Regions from separate parts of the Homo sapiens genome. Here region 2 is linked to region 1. Evidence: chromatin loops called from intact Hi-C (ENCODE). Cell type or tissue: gastrocnemius medialis. All regions are shown on one strand. Links, peaks and the distances in the headings refer to the core of each region. The heading gives the core; the rest is flanking DNA.

Region 1 (8,347 bases), core at 162-8,161:
CAAGGGTAGATATCTATAGATATATAGATGTACATTGCATATAATATACAATATAATATTCAATTACATTATATACAACATACACTATATATGTATTTTTACATTATATACTATATATATAATACGTCACCTAGCAATGATCAGTTTTATTTGTTTCCTTATAATGTTAGAGTATTTCTCAGTACAACAAGATGTGCACATATTAATTTTCTGCTAACATCATACCATTTCTACTGTCGTGTTCAAGAGCTATCTCCACCCTTTACTCTGTCCCACTTTCTCCACTGATGATATGTGTAACATGAATCAGTTTGGAGGTCTGAAGTCCAAAGCATTTCTCCTGAGTATAAACTGGAGCTTCAAAAACAAGAGCAGCCCAAGAAGGCTGGGCCAAGGGCTGAGAAATTTCATATCAGTGCCACTCACAACTGCAAACTTTGTGCCAGGCACTGGGCTAAATGCAATGGTAAGTATGGGGATACAAAGTAGATGAATACTCAGTCTCCACTTAAGCAGATACAATTCTTATAGGGGAATAAAATTACAACACCAAGTGGAGCAAACACAGCATAGAACCAAGTCAACAGATGTTGTCTTACTTCATTTTGTGTTGCTATAAAGGAATAGCTAAGGCTGGGTAGTTAATAAACAACAGAGGTTTATTTTGGTTCAAAGTTCTGCTGGCTTTACAAGATAGATGGCACTGGCATCTGCTTGGATTTCAGCAGAGCTTTTGTGTTCCATTAAAATATGTCTGAGAAGGTCAAAGAGGAAGCAGACATGTGCAAAGAGGGACCAAACCCAGGGGTGTCCTGGCTTTCTAGCAACCCACTCTTGCAGGAACTAATCAATTCCCCTGAGAACCAATCTAGTGTCAAGAGTGAGAATGCCCTCACTGCCATGAGAACAGCACCAAGCCATTTATGAGGGATCCATCCCTGTAACCCAGACATCTCCCACTATGCCCCACCTCCGATATCACCATGCTGACCGTCAAATGTCAACATGAGATTTGATGGGGACAAACAAACCATGTCCAAACCACAGAAAATATGGATTCAAATTCTCCGAGGGCCATGGCTTATGAGCAGCGTTATTAGGGCAATTTGCTTAACTTACCCTATTTCCTCCCTTGAGTATCAGTTAATAATAATTTGAATCTTACTTGGCATTTAATAAGATAATTACTGAAAATTTATGTCAGGTAGAGTGAGACTGGCAAACTTAAAATACTATAAATGCAAGCTCTTATTTTTAGTGAGCATCCACTGCATGCATATACTACCCCATTTCATCCTCAGCAGTCTCAATCTTTTAATGTATTACTACTTTCTTCCTTTTAGATAGACAAGTTGGGCAAAAATAAGTTAATTAATCTCCCCACTAACAGAAGACTCTTTCCTGCAGGAAAATAATGAAGTCCCGAACTGAAGGCAAACTTCTCTAAAGTCATCAGCAATTTTTCACTTCTCAATTGCCAATATCTTCTCACTTTGTCAGTTTTCACTTCCCAGACACTCCTTCAAGCAACTCAATCTGTTTTCTACTTCCACTATTCAGATAAAACTGGTTTGGTAAAAATTCCCAATGCTGCCATGTTATAAAGCTGAGGGGCGACTATTCTGCTTTTATTCTACCTGATCCCTCAGCACCACTAAACCTAGCTGGCCATTCATTACCTTTGCCATCTGGACCTCCCCCAGCTTTTGCTATACGCACCCCTTTTCTCTCTTTTTCCTTCACTAGCCACTTGCTCTAGGTTCTTTGCTGCTGCTTCTGCTCCTTTAGAGCTCTAAATGCTGGCACTCCTCATGGCTCTGTTGCAGGCCAACATCTCTTAGTCAATCCTTCTGAAGATGTGTCTGGAATTTGTGAACCTCCTGAATCAGCTCCACCAGAAAGAAACAAGCTTCATGAGGGAAAGAACTTTTGCACATAAATTGCTGAATTCCCAACACCTGAAAGAATCTCAGGCACACTCCAGGTGCTCAACAAATATTTGCTGAAGGAATGTGAATTGCCTGAAGTGCTTGAGATGTTCCTGGGATGCCCTTCTGGACATCTAAATTGGAATCACAGTGCATCTGAGAACCAAAATCTCTGGTCTTCTACCACACCGACTTTTATCCATGTTCTTTCCTTAATCTGATATCCTCTCCCACTTCCTCATTCTTTAATGCGCAGGGAAGCCTTTCCTGACCCTCACCTCCACCCAGATTTAGTCGAATCTCCCTCTCGTGCCCTTTCATAGAACCCTCTCCTTTGTGGTACTGAGGTCCCTTAAATTTTACACATATCTGTGTGACTACTGCCAGCCTGTCTCAGATCATACAGGCTTGCACTCACCATCATACCTCCATTTCCTCACTAAGTCTCCCTCATGGTGGGCCCTCAATAAATATCAGTGAATAAATTGTTAATAATACAGATTTTATATTAACGTTAATATATCAAAATATAATAATATATTTAAATTGTATATTTATGATATAATGAATAATTAAAAGTTAAATGATGACACAAATTTCTCTCTCCTCAGCTCTGAGCTCTCCTCTGAATTCTACATGCATATCCCCATCTAGGGGCATCACATCTCCAAACGGATGTCTAATGGGTTTCTCTATTTCAGCCTGTCCAAAGCCCCAGCTTTTAAATTTTCCAATACAAACTTGTTTCTCTCTCAATATTTTACTCATGTTAGTAAATAGCATCACCCACCCAGTTGCTCAAGCAAGCTCTTGAGAGTCACATCTGATTCCCCCTTTTCCTTCACCAGCCCCTTACCCATATCTAATTAAACACTTAGTCCTGTTGCTTATACTTCTAAAATATATTTCAAATCCATCCCTTCTCCATCTCCACAGCTGCTGCCAAGCCCAATCTTCCATTAACAGTCAACTGGATGGTGGCTGCAAATCAACTGGTCCCCTGTATCCATTCTTGCTGGTCTACCACAGATTTTCTACACAGAGCTCAAAACATCAATCAAACCATCCCCATTAGAGCCCCATCCTAATTCAATGGCTTCTCACTGCAATGCAATGAAGTACATACACCTTAGTGAAGCTCTGCCTATCTATCTACAGCACCTCATGGCATTGCTCCCTTCACTCACTAGACTCCCAACTCTCTTTTGTACATACTGTTCCCTCCGCCTGGAATGATTACCCCATGTGTCCCCACCCACACCTCACACAGCTGGCTTCTTCTCCTCCTCCAGTCCTCAGATTACATGCTGCCTTCTCAGAGTAACCTTCTTAACAGTGTCTAAAATAGATTTCGGCCGGGTGCAGTGGCTCGCGCCTGTAATCCCAGCAGTTTGGGAGGCCGAGGCGGGTGGATCATGAGGTCAGGAGATGGAGACCATCCTGGCTAACACGGTGAAACCCCGTCTCTACTAAAAATATAAAAAATTAGCCGGGCGTAGTGGCGGGCGCCTGTAGTCCCAGCTACTCGGGAGGCTGAGGCAGGAGAATGGCGTGAACCCGGGAAGCGGAGCTTGCAGTGAGCCGAGATCGCGCCACTGCACTCCAGCCTGGGAGAAAGAGTGAGACTCCGTCTAAAAAAAAAAAAAGATTTCGCCTTCAGATATCTGTTGTCACAGAAATATTTCTGTTCTTTACACAGCATTTGCCACAATTTGGAATTACTGATTTACTACTGTTCATTATCTTGTTTCCAGATAGAAACTTCTATGTCAGTCTTGTTCACCATTTCATCCCTAGCACCTAAAATGGAGCTCAGCATAGATTATCAATAAACGGTTGTTGCATGAATGGACAGAGTGGAGAAAAACGGTCAGATTAATACAGTTCCAACAGATCAATGGTTGCCAGAGCCTGAGGGTGAAAAGAGGGGTTGACTACGAAAAGGCAGAAGGAAGAGATTTGGTGGTGGGGGTGGGGGTGGGGGGTGGTATATATAGAATTCTTCTGTATCACAATTGTGATGTTGGCTACACAACTTTATGTATTTGTCAAAACTGATAGAACCATACCCTCCAGAAGGTCAATTTTACTCTATGTAAATTAAAAAATAAATTAATAAAATTATGATTCCAAAACCCATGTCAACCCAGAACAAATCTAAGATTCCAAGATTCACAGGTTTAGAGTTTTTTTGTTGTTGTTGTTCTGGTGGTGGAGGGTTCAGTTAACTTCCTGTGTTCATGGTCAAAGTACTGACTCAAAACATACTTCCCTATTTTTCATTTATCAGTTTAAAGAAAGGAAACCGGAAACAAAATAAAGATGTGAAAGATAAATAATACAAGAAAAAGCACAGTAGTAAAATAATATTTAAACTAATCATGTGATAAAATGTCAGCATTTATTCATGACATTTGGCTCTGTTTGTATTGGATCACCCCAGCAGGGCAGTGGCTGTGGGTTGATTTCATAATAGTGCCTCCCACATGTACGCCCACGCCTGACCTCTGCTTTGTGCAGTTGATAATGACTAAACTTCACATATTATGCTGACAAAATCTACTCCTTCCCTGGAGGGCTGTTACACACAGGGAATTGGAGTTTCACAGCTGAACAATGTTTCTTTCTCAAATTCTGGGATGATCCACTTCCATTAGAACAAAGTTATACGGGCTGATAAATTGCTGTCTTTTGCCAAAGTGTTACTCATCATCGTATATTCACCCAACAGATGCCACTGAGAAACCCCATCCTATCAGGGGGAAAGAAGGATGCAGAGATATGAATAGACTGTTTAGACACAAGTTGCATTCCCTAAAGTAAGCACATGACATACGAATTTCACCTTATGACATTTCCCCCACCCCCACCCCCACTGACTTTCATCCATTAGAACGTGTTGATGGATATACCATTTCAAAATGAAATATTTGGATATCTGACTCTGATTTGGGGAAAGGGGAAATGGTGAGCTAATTTCCTCTTTTATCAAGCTGAATCACTAAGTTCGCTCTGTTGCCATGCACGCATAAGTAATGCCATAGCAACCTCTCAGTTTGCTCTTAAACACACAACAGCAGAAGTATGCGAATAGGTACATTTTTTAATCCTTAGATTTTCTTAGCAGCTTAAGTTTTATAAGACATTTTATGGCACCGGATTATTTAGTTCACCTTTGGTAGTCTTATTGCTGACTGACACATATATCATCAATACCAGCACAACAGAAAGGCTTAGTTCTTGGAAAATTTTCCAATAACTTTCCTTTATTCTCAATCTCTAGCTCACAATTAAAAATTTGCACATTGGACGCTATAGTCTGGATCCTCTTCAGGATTTTCTTTATAAAGATCCTAACTTTAAATGGGACTGAAATATATAATTTGAAATTCATGAAATATAGAAATACATGGACCTCTCATATAGCTATTTAAGTAAATTCAATGAAAGTGTCATTATCACTTGGTATGTACTAGGAATTATGTCAGGTTCTAGAAAGAAAGAAAATCTTTACTATCAAGGGATTCAGATGAACTCCTGTAGAAAATAAGGGATGGGTACTCTTGAATTCTGCCACTTTGAGGTTTAGATTTTTATGCCTACAAAATATATGGTAACACCTAACTTTATACTAGTTTAAGAAAAGTCCATCTAAATTGAGAAAATGTGGATTTTTAAATAGTTTTATTACCTCATGCATTTCTTCACAAATGTGTACACTTCTTTCTACTGGATGACAACAAAATGAGAGCACTAGTACTATGGAAATGCCTTTTACAAAACACCATGTCACTGCTCTCTGTCAAGTGTCTTTGGCTGATAGACTGGATGAATAATTGACTTGTTCTTGAAATACCTGAAATGGGCTTCAGATTCCATACTTGAATCTAACATTATTTAGCCACTTCTGCCAAATATTTTAATTACTTAAGGAGTTAAGGTTTTGTTATTTTATAGAGAGGCAATACACTTCAATAAAATTTTAGATATCCCATCCACCCTTCCATGAGCATATGTTAATGTATCCAAAGCTAAGGGAATTTGGATCAAGTCATTTTCACTTAAGCACTTATGTATAATTTGAAGGATACACATCAGGAAACAGAAAATATCAACTTTCTCATTGACCAGATGCGTTTAAAAATGTCTCAGTGAACTGGCATCCCTTCATTTCCGATCAGGTAGAGAGCTGTGCATTCATAAAACTACTAGGCTTGTTCTTAAGCAAAGCTTGCTGTTGCTAGCTCTTGCTGCTCTTAGAAGTGGGAGCAAAAGGTTTGATTCTATAGGGCTGTCCTGATTGTAACTATAGAATTAGGAAGCCCTCTATATTTCTTGATGAATCATATTTTAAGTTATTTGTATACTATGATAAAATGATTTTTAACTTTTAGGAATATTAACTTGAGGCCTTAATAGATGGTCCCCAGGGTTAATATTCATTTGAAATGCTAATATAGAGAAATTCTTTACATTAATGATTGTCAAAGTATAGTCCCTAGGAGAGAAATGTCAATCTTAGCTGGAAACTTATTCAAAATGCAACTGTTTGAACCCCACCCCGGACCTACTGACTAGGCACTCTGGAGATGAGGCCGGCAATCAGTATTTTAACAAGCCCTCTAGGTGACTTCAATGCACTCTCAAGTTTGAAATCCACTGCTTTATATAATACACATTGCTCATCTGGGATAATACATACAGAGCAATTTATGTTGAGAAATAGCTCTTTTCTTCTTTTTGATGGTGTGTTGTTTTTTGTGTGTTTGCTTGCTTGTTTTGTATTCTGATAAAAGTAATTGAAAATGTTTAATATAAGGATTTTTGCCTATCCCAGTATGGTTATGACACAAGATCACTTGGTTCCTGATAAACTAAAAAGTCATTGTAAATGTTGTTTTGAAGAACAACCTAATTAAAATATATTTTATTAGCAGCAATAATAAGAGGATGACTAATTTGAATAATCTAGCAACTTGAGACTGGGGAAACAATATGGCTTAGAGTCAGAGGGACTTTAGTCCAGCTTAAATCAGGGTTACTCAATATAAGCATTATTGACCTTTGGGGCCAGATAATTCTATGTTGTAGGGGTGCTATAGGATATTTGGCAGCATCCCTGGTCTCTACCCACTAGATGCCAGGGGATGCCCCTTCTCAGTTGTGATAATAAAAAATGTCCCATTGTCAGATGTCCCCTTGCGGGGGCAAATAGTCCCTACTTGAGAACCACTGGTCGGTCCATTGGGGGTTCTCAACCTCAGCAGTACAGTAGAATCAATTAATACTGATGCCCGGCCAGGCGCAGTGGCTCACGCCTGTAATCACAACACTTTGGGAGGCCGAGGTGGGTAGATCACCTCAGGTCAGGAGTTCAAGACCAGCCTGGCTAACATGGTGAAACCCCATCTCTACTAAAAAAATACAAAAATTAGCTGGGCATGGTGGTGGCAGGTGCCTGTAATCCCAGCTACTCAGGAGGCTGAGGCAGGAGAATCACTTGAACCCAGGAGGCGGAGGTTGCAGTGAGCCGAGACTGTACCACTGCACTCCAGTCTGGGCAACAAGAGTGAAACTCCATCACAAAAAAAAAAAAAAAAAAAAAAAAAAGAAAAGAAAGAAAAGAAAAGAAAAGAATACTGTTGCTCAGACTGGTTGGATTGAACCTCTGTGGATAGGCTCAGAATCAGTATCTTTTCAAAGCTCGGTAGGTGATACAAAGGTCCAGCCAAGACTGCCAAACACTGTACAGACATCCCAGTGCATCCATACCCTTACCTGGGAGAGAGCTGTAATACCATCTATTGTAACTATCACACAAGATCAGATGAGAGAGCATTTATGAAAGCATTTATACCACAAGGCAATTAGTATGTTAAAGGCAGCAGAGAAAAATAATGTACTTTTCAAAGTTGCCATTGAAATTGAAAAATATATCCAGCTCTCTATTATGAATTAGGATGGTTTATATTTACTGTCTTTTAGATTCATATCCCATTCCCAATAGGAAAGAGATGTGATGCATTCTCTATGTCTCTCTTGGGAGTAGATTCATGATATTATTCAGTCTTCGATGGGCAGAAAACCATACAAATTGGATCAAATCGTTCATACTATGCACCAGTGATGCTCTGAATATATACTATAAAATCAATATTCTTTCTATTCTTTTGCCTCTCAATAACCAATTTTAATAAGTGGAAAATAATTCAGATTCCTCTGACAATAGCCTCTTTAGAAAGAATGGGGAAAATTCTTGGGTTACAATTGTGTCAATGAAAGGGATTCTTTATTTTAAAAAAGATAAAAATATCCAAAGCAAATAAGAACAAATGTTAACAGTTACTAAATCTGAGTAACAAATACATAGATACTTGTTTTCGTTTTTCTATATTTTTCTTTGAAGTATCTGATTCAAA
Region 2 (8,347 bases), core at 325-8,324, 77 kb before region 1:
ATCAGATTCTTATCTCCCTGCTACCTGATGCTAAGGTGCTGCTTCATACTACAGGTACCATCACCAATGATTTGTGCTGGAGAGGTCCCAAGACTGGAATTCTGAAATCACTTTTCCCATAAAATAGAATTATAGAAAATTACATATAGTAAATACTTTACGCTCTGTGGGTCTTATGGTCTCTGCCACAGTTACTCAACTTTTGCCATTGTAGGGCAAAAACAGCCATAGACCCTACATAAACAAATATTCCAAAAATTTTATCTATGACATGAAAAGTCAAGGCTCATATAATTTTATGTGTACAAAATATCCTTCCTTCAAATTTTTTTCAACTATTTAGAAATGTAAACATAATTCTTAGCTTGCAAGTCATACAAAAACGGGCATCAGGCTGCTTTTGGCCCACTGGCTGTTGTTTGCCAACCCCTGATATGGAGATTAGGGTCATGTAGTGCCCTACACATATTTGTGTAGCATCTACAGCCATATTCCAGCAACCCAGTCCTAGGGCCTTGCATTATCAGCCATATACAACAGCTAGATTCAGGAGGGCAAGACCCTTGTCTGGCTTATTCATTTTGATGTTCTCGGTATCTAAGGCAGTACCTGGCACTTAACAGCCACTGAATAAATATTTGTCAATCTAGGGACTAATGAACCAGCCCCATCATGAGTTAAATAAATTGGAAACCTAACCAACCCATACAATGTTGTATATATGTGGGAAACTGTATTCTGGATTCGAATAAACCATTAAGAGACAGTCTTTTGAAATAGCCTGTTGATAAGCCAAGAAAAACCCATGCCAGTACATGAGGGGAGAAAATAAATGTGATAATAGGTGACGCGGGGAAGAGTTAATCCGTGATACCTATACCCACCCATCAGACTTCATAGGAGCAGTAAGACATGAACACAAAGGTCATAGTCTCCCTTTGACTCTCATGGCATGGACCATAAAGTGATAAACAAGCACCCAGGAAGGGCACCAAAGCCTACCAGCACAGTCTAGAATATGTTTCTGGTGGTTTCTCAAGGCTCACATGCATGGTCCAGACCAGCATTTTTCTTTGGTGACTGTTTATCTTATAAATGAATGACTCATTTGAAGGCTTTCTGAATCTAGTCTTTTGAGTGATCATCATGGAATTTTTTTAAGGATTGAAAATGGATGATTTCAAATTTGTTTAGATTTTATAAATGTAGATGAAATTGAAATTCATCCAATGTCTCTGGATAGACTAAAGACCTTGGCAGTTGTAAAAACATCTTTCTATTCTAGGGTACTATGTGACAGCATTAATAAAGGGCAGCAATATGATAAAATGATATAGGATAATGGTCCTTGGTGGGGTAATGTTGCCCCCAGTGAGCATTTAGCAATGTCTGAAGACATTTTTGGTTGTTATAACTGGGGCAGCGTTTGATACTGGCAGCTAGAAGATAGAGGCTAGGGATGCTGCTAAGCACCTTATAATGCACAGGACTACTGCCCAAAATCAACAACTATCTGGATCAACTTGTCTACAGTGCAGAAGTTGAGAAACCTTGGTTTAGCATAAATAAGTCTGCTGTTAAGCCCAGATTACATATAATCTCCTTAAAATGATGGTGCTGGAAATATTAACAATTATTTATATATTTTGTTTATCATAAAAATATGTACTATATATTCGTTTATATATCATGCATTACTATGTGTATTTTACATGTATTTTTCTACGTATTATACACATAAACAGAATCATAGGGCTTATTTTAAGCTAGTATTAATAAGTACAAACACTACAAACCTAATTAAAAGAAGCAAACCAAAAAAAGTTTGAAAACAATAGAGTCTTGATTAACTGGAGAACAACTCACCAAAAGTGTTAACTAAAGAGATTTCCTTCCCACCAGAAGTATATGTCTCTATGTTTAGAAAAAAAGAAGCAAAAGACAAACTAAAACCCAAACAATCTAATATCTATGCTTTATTCAGAAAGTCATTCTTTTGAGCTAAGTTGCACCTTTACAGACTTGATTTTCCCATGAAATAAAATTGATTGAAATAATTTTGGTTTTGTTCTACACCACATTGTTTTATTACATCCTTGGGGCTAGTCTCTAACTGCAGCATCTCTTTAATCTCATCCAACTGTAAACTCCCCAGGGCCAAACAAGGGGTGAGGCAGGGCTGTTCAAAATGTGGTTTGTGGACCCAAGGCATCGGAATCACGTGGGCAGAATGATCATTGTTAAACACGTAGGTTCCTTTGGCTCTAAGGTAGATTTAGAGAATTAGAGTCACAGGGAATAGGTCCCAAGCACCTCCATTATAAAGCAGCATCCCCAGATGAGTCTTACTTTTTGCATAATAAAAGTTGAGTCTCACTGGCATGGTGGTGAAGACTTGGATTCAGATAGATGGCAGTTCTTTGGTAAGATTCAGAAAATCTCTGATCATCGGTTTTCTCATTATTAAGATGGAGAAAAGAACAAGACTTAACTCTCAGTTTGTAGGGATAATATCAGACAATACAAATGAATTTCTTGTGGAAGGCTTATAAGCTCCCACAAGACCTGAATAAATGGAAATTTAAGTTATAATTAATATTAATCATCACCACTCTAAATTTGCATCACCATCTGATGTGGTTTGGATGTTTGTCCCCTCCAAATCTCATGTTGAAATACAATCACTAATGTTGGAGGTGGGGCCTGGTGGGAGGTGTTTGTGTCATGAGGGTGGATCCCTCATGAATATCTTGGTGCTGTCCTTGCAATAGTGAATTCTTGCTCTGAGTTCATGTGAGATATGGTTTTTTAAAAGGGCATGGCACTTCTTCCCTCTCTCTCTTGCTTCTGCTCTTACCATGTGACAGGCTGGTTCCCTGTTGCCTTCCATCCTGAGTACAAGTTACCCAAGGGCATTACTAGAAGCTGAGCAGATGACACCACCATGCTTCCTGTATAGCCTGCAGAACTGTGAACCAATTAAACCTCTTTTCCTTTCTTTATAAATTACGCAGTCTCAGGTATTTTTATGGTGATACAAGAAGGACCTAACACAGCATCTTAACTTGGAAGTATTAGAGACACCAAAAACTCTTAAGAAATGTGTGCTGAATTACACAGCAAGTTTTACAAGGTGATAAGAGATAGAGAAGGAGGTAGCACAGGGTGAGGGGAATAGGAGTGCTGCATGAGCTACCAGGACAGCCTTACAGAGAACATGATTTTTGCACCAACCCTTAAGGAGGTGAGGGAATGAGCCAGGCAGGTTTTGGGAGCCCAGCAGCCCAGGCAGAGACTGGTTGACATAGGTATAGCATAGCCTGGTGGCTAAAAGCAAGGGGTGGCAAGCTGGGCTGCCTGAGTTTGAGTCCCAGTTTTGCCACTTACTAGCCAGCCATGTGGCTTTTTAGCAAGCTACTTACATTCCCCATGCCCCATTTTCCTCATCTATGAAATGGGGATGATGACAGGGATTTTGCTGATACAAGCTGACTAGCCGGGGAGCCAAGTACTGCCTACTGATTGTTTTCATAAATCAAGTTTTATTGATTTATGAAAACCACAGCCACACTCATTCATTGTTATTTTCTGTGGCAGCCTACAGGCCACAATTGCAGAGTTGAGTTGTTGCAACAGAGACTGCACAGTCCATGAAGCTGCCCTTCCGTAAAGGTAACCATCTGGCCCTTTATGGAAAAAGTTTGCTGACCCCTGGACTGGACTAAAAGTAAAGACACATCTATGATTAGGATCTGCCTTTTGCCATCACCATTTTCCTCCTCTCCTAAGATTTTGTCTCTGAGAAACATCCCAGAGAGCCTGTAAAAAAAAAAATCAAACAACATAATTTAGCATATTAGAAAATATGCAAATGCTAGCATGAAATAGAAGTGGTTATCTGCAAATGGCCTGTTCACCTGGGTTACCGATAAACTAAAGAAGTAGAAATGAACATTGTCAAACCCAGGGCTGGGCTAACACCATCTAAAAAATCAAATGTCACTTACATCTTGTTTCCAGTGGAAAGAACCTTTCCAGTGGTTAGCATAGAGGGGACATACTGGAAGTCCTCAAGGGCAAAAACGTCAGAGCAAAAGGTCAATTTCATTTCTGTGTAGTCCCAGTTGAATTGTGGACTTTTCTAATGGCCATCAATTTAATTCTCAGTTCTAAGCTTCTCTCGAGTCTTGGATGGGAGGAAGAAGGTAAGATGGCCTGCACAAATCTCAGGGTTGCAAAAACTGGAAACACTGGCATGAATTAGAAATTTCTTAATGACAGGGCCAGCAGCTGATGGTTCTACTTGTCTTTCTCTAATTAAATTTAGTTCACTGAAATTAGAACGACCTCCGGAGATAGATTAGACCTTGAAGATACTGCTCACATTTATAGATGGTCCGCTCTCTGCTAGTTACTGTTCTAAGCCTTTTATTTATATTATCTCATTTAATTCTTACAACAACCTAAGGACTATGTTACCATCATTATTCCCATATTTCAGATGAAGAAACTGAGGCACAGAACTTAAGTAACTTGCCAAGAGCACACACCAATTAAGTGGCAGAGTTAGGATTTGAAGCCAGGCTTTAGGTTCTAGAATTTAGACTCATAACCACTATATGTATTTCATAACATTTCATGATAAACCAATCCAAACCTCTAACTTTACAAATGAGCAAAGCAGCTGCAGTGGCATAATGGGATCTGGGACATCAGGGTCATGTTCCCCTCTTTCCACCACCAAGCCCTTTCATTATGAGACATACCCTTATAATAATGAAAGCCAGACAGTGTTTAAAAATTCAGAGGCTTAAAGTTTCCTCTTTTGTAAAAGACAGCACAAGCACATCCGATGTATTATTAGCCTTATTTAATATCCAAACTGTTCCCCTAAACCCATATTTATCACAGCCACAGCAACTAAAATGTTGCACCCATATTCAAGAAGTTAAGAGGGAAAGATAAACCACTTTACCCTTTCAGACTTCAAAACAGCCTGTGCCCGAATCTTTTACAGAAATTAGCTCAATTATGCTGTTCTGTTAATCATGACACAATCCTTTCCTGCTTGAGTTTGCTCATTTCAAGCTGCCACATCATTAATCTAAAAATAAGGTTCTCATAAATCCATATTGACACAGACAGTTTTTAGCTGTCACACATCTCAGACACTGATCATTCCAGTTTTCTTCCTAAATCACAAGATGGATGTGAAAGAATCACAAAACTTTATCACAATTATTTTCTGAAAAAGTAGTGTAAGTATAGATATTTATATTGCTTACCCATAAATTATAATCAGCCGCGTCTTTGCTGTCCTCTCTAATCTAACTGAACTAAGCTTGCAGTAGGAAGTTGAGTCTGTTTTAAAAAAATTATTTTTTTGGTAAAAAATGCATCCTGAAATGGCAGATCATATTGAATGTCTGAGAAATGGCCCAGCTGGCATAGCTGTGACTCCCACGATACCTTTTGTTGCCAGAGACCTCCGCTACTGTGAATCTTGGGACCAAAAATATGCAATCTTTTCATCGGATCATTGAGAAGTTCCTGTCCTTTCAGAACAGAGGCAGGCTGTGTCCCTGAGTAAGTGCACAAATGAGTGAGTGCGTGTGTTTGTATGCGTGTGTGCCTGTGTGTGTGTGTGTGTGTGTGTGTGTGTGTGTGTGTGTGAGAGAGAGAGAGAGAGAGAGAGGGTGAGAGAGAGAGAGAGTTGGGGAGGAGGAAAGAGGGGAGGGAAGGGACAAAAAGAATGAGAGTATTTTGAAGAAATATACTCGAGTTAGAAAAGGATTCCTCTAAAAAAAATCCTCTTTTCCACAGGGATCTACAAACGGTAATTGGATTGTAACTGTGCAAACTGTCCTTATTAGGAATCAACCAAAGAATGTTGGAAGCCACTGGTGAAACCCCTGAGAGCAAGATAAAGCACATAGGATGCCTTCTTTGTTTAGGACAAATTCTCAGTTCTTAAATTATATTTTAAAACTACTGACTCCATTTTTCTAACACTAGCCACACACACTAAAAAGCAAAAGTTTTCATTCTCTTTCACACTGAAGCATAACACATGCTCTGTATTTTATCCTCTTTGTGGGACAGCAGTCCTTGAGAAGTTGTTCATTTCCTGAACAGAGGGTGTGGAGGTCAGAGTGAATATACCCACATGGCCATATCTAAGAGGGTTCAGGTTGGGGTGGGGGTTGGGGGTGGCATCCATGAAGAGCAGAGAGAAAAGGGAAGATTAATTCCAATCGCGAATTACCTTGATCTCCATGCATTCCACATGGCACTGAACCAAATACAACTCGAAAAGACATCTTTGTTTCCCAGTCAATAGGAAGTTATAGTTCTCTCATGGGTCTCAAGTGAATTCCAACAAAAGAATCACTGTGATTATAATTTACAAACCGGGAAATGATTTCATGGAAGATCTTACTGATTCAAAATTAAGGACTCGGTATGCTTTTACTAGGATTCTGTGAAACTAATCATGTAAGCCACACATAGCCTCTGCTGCTGCTGCTGCTAAGGAAGGAATTTTAAAGCAGTAAAATATTCCAGGTGGTTTTCTTTACTAGAATGATTAAACTTAAACAGAGATTCAGAGTAAAATCTACCTGTTACTGCACATACCTCCACCACCACTATCCTAAAAACTGATGTTGAAAATACGCATTATTCCAGTAGACAGTCAACATGGCTCATACTGGATACTCATCAATGGAAGTTACATCCTCATTTAAAGATATCTAATATCTTAATATCAATATATCTAATATCTTAATATATTATTTCACATGAAATTGATAAATATGTAATTCATTTTTTATTATTAGGCAAATGATCCTTTAGTTTATAAATAGATGACAGCAACATGTAGTTCTGACTGAGCACTTACTAAGTGTCAGGCATTGTTTTAGGCATTTTATGGGCACTGACTTATCTAACCATCAAAATAATTCTTAGCAGTAGGTTACATTATTATCCTCATATTACAGATGAGGAAACAGAAGCGCAGAGGAGTTAAGTGACTTGCTCAAAGATTCACAGCTCATAAGTAATGCGGCTGTCATCCCAACCACTATGAGCTTACAAATTAACTGGAAGACAAAACCACAGTTCAGAGTCAGTACTAGTAGGAGCCATGTTATAAGTATCTAATAAGGAAGAGACAGTGATGAAATAAGAATGTTTACCTAACACTAGAGTGGTCTGTTAAATCAATTATTTGATGGAGACATACACTGTCAGGTCAATAAATGTTTCGTAAGAAGGTGACTAAGTGAATAATCTCAAATAATCCCGAGAGACAACATCTTGTGAAATTCCTAGTCTGTTTTAAGAGTGGAAGCAAGGCAGGCCTTAAGAGGAAGTGCAGAAATAATGGAGAAGGTGTGTATATTTGGTATTCTTTGGAAAATGCATTCAAACCAGAAAAACAAAACATAAAGATAAGGAATCCTTTTTAAGATTTAAATAACAACTCTTTAAGTAAAACCAATAAGAGACCAAAGAGTCACTGAAAGAGCCTTGGAAATAAATATCAGGAAGCAACTAAAAGGTTCCATCTGTGGAAGAGTTTCGCTAATCACAAAAAGTGCTGAGAGCACAATGGTCATTTTTTTCCCATTTAACCCTCCATATCTAAGCATACCAAGAAACAATTTATAGCCTAAGAATCTATGCCATTAAGCATTCATTCCACCTTCTTCTTGGCTCTTATTCTGGATTATTTCTGTTTATATCACTGGTGATATTTTGCACATTTAAGGCAAAAATATCATAGAATCACTGTCAAACTTTTTGAGTGAATACATTTCTGATTACAGTACTCTTTTGCCTAAAACCCTTTGATGTCTCCTCCTTAGCTCCAGGACAAAGTCCAAATTCCTTAGCCTGGTATCCAGTGCGGTGTGCTTTTACTTAGATGGAATAAAATCAAATAGCCACTACATAATAGTGAATGATAACAGTAGAAGTTTACTGAGCATGTATTAGGTGCTAAGCACTTCATGTGTGCCATGTATTCACTGCCTCCAACAATTTCATTTTATAGAGGAAGTGATGGAGGCACAGAAATGGATGGCGCACAGTGAGGAAAACACTGACTGCTCATGAAGCCCGTAGCCCCTTTTTCGTGGGCATTCAGCTAGTCTACATTTCCCAGCCTCTCTTGCAGTTAATAGTGGTCATATGACTGGAGTCTAGCTAATGGAATGTCAGAGGAAGTGACAAGCTTCATTTCTAGCCCCAGTCCATAAAAACCTGGAGACAGCATCCAGGCAACCTGCATAGCCATGTGTGGTAGTCCCAGGAGTGGACCACATTTTTCAGTGTTCTTTGC

Evidence for each region. Hi-C counts contacts between places; a loop is a spot of excess contacts. Peaks named below come from ENCODE experiments on the same cell type or tissue, not always from the same donor. Only the 100,000 strongest peaks of a DNase experiment are listed, where the experiment ranks them.
Region 2: a loop joins it to region 1, with 2.0 times the contacts of the local background. A loop is called at or near these places in 3 of 110 quality-filtered maps.

Annotation. Positions count from the first base shown.
Region 1 is chrX:11,337,167-11,345,513 of GRCh38, forward strand. The region is part of intron 1 of ARHGAP6 (Rho GTPase activating protein 6); the gene reads right to left. Among named protein-coding and RNA genes, the nearest start is that of MIR548AX, 23 kb to the left of the region's middle. In gastrocnemius medialis, for the core only: no CTCF peak of the experiment used is centred there; DNase peaks (open chromatin) are centred at 3,185 and 4,415; H3K4me3 peaks cover 310 bases; H3K27ac peaks cover 5,332 bases.
Region 2 is chrX:11,260,401-11,268,747 of GRCh38, forward strand. All of the region lies in intron 1 of ARHGAP6 (Rho GTPase activating protein 6), which reads right to left. Among named protein-coding and RNA genes, the nearest start is that of AMELX, 29 kb to the right of the region's middle. In gastrocnemius medialis, for the core only: no CTCF peak of the experiment used is centred there; no DNase peak of the experiment used is centred there; H3K4me3 peaks cover 1,933 bases; H3K27ac peaks cover 2,707 bases.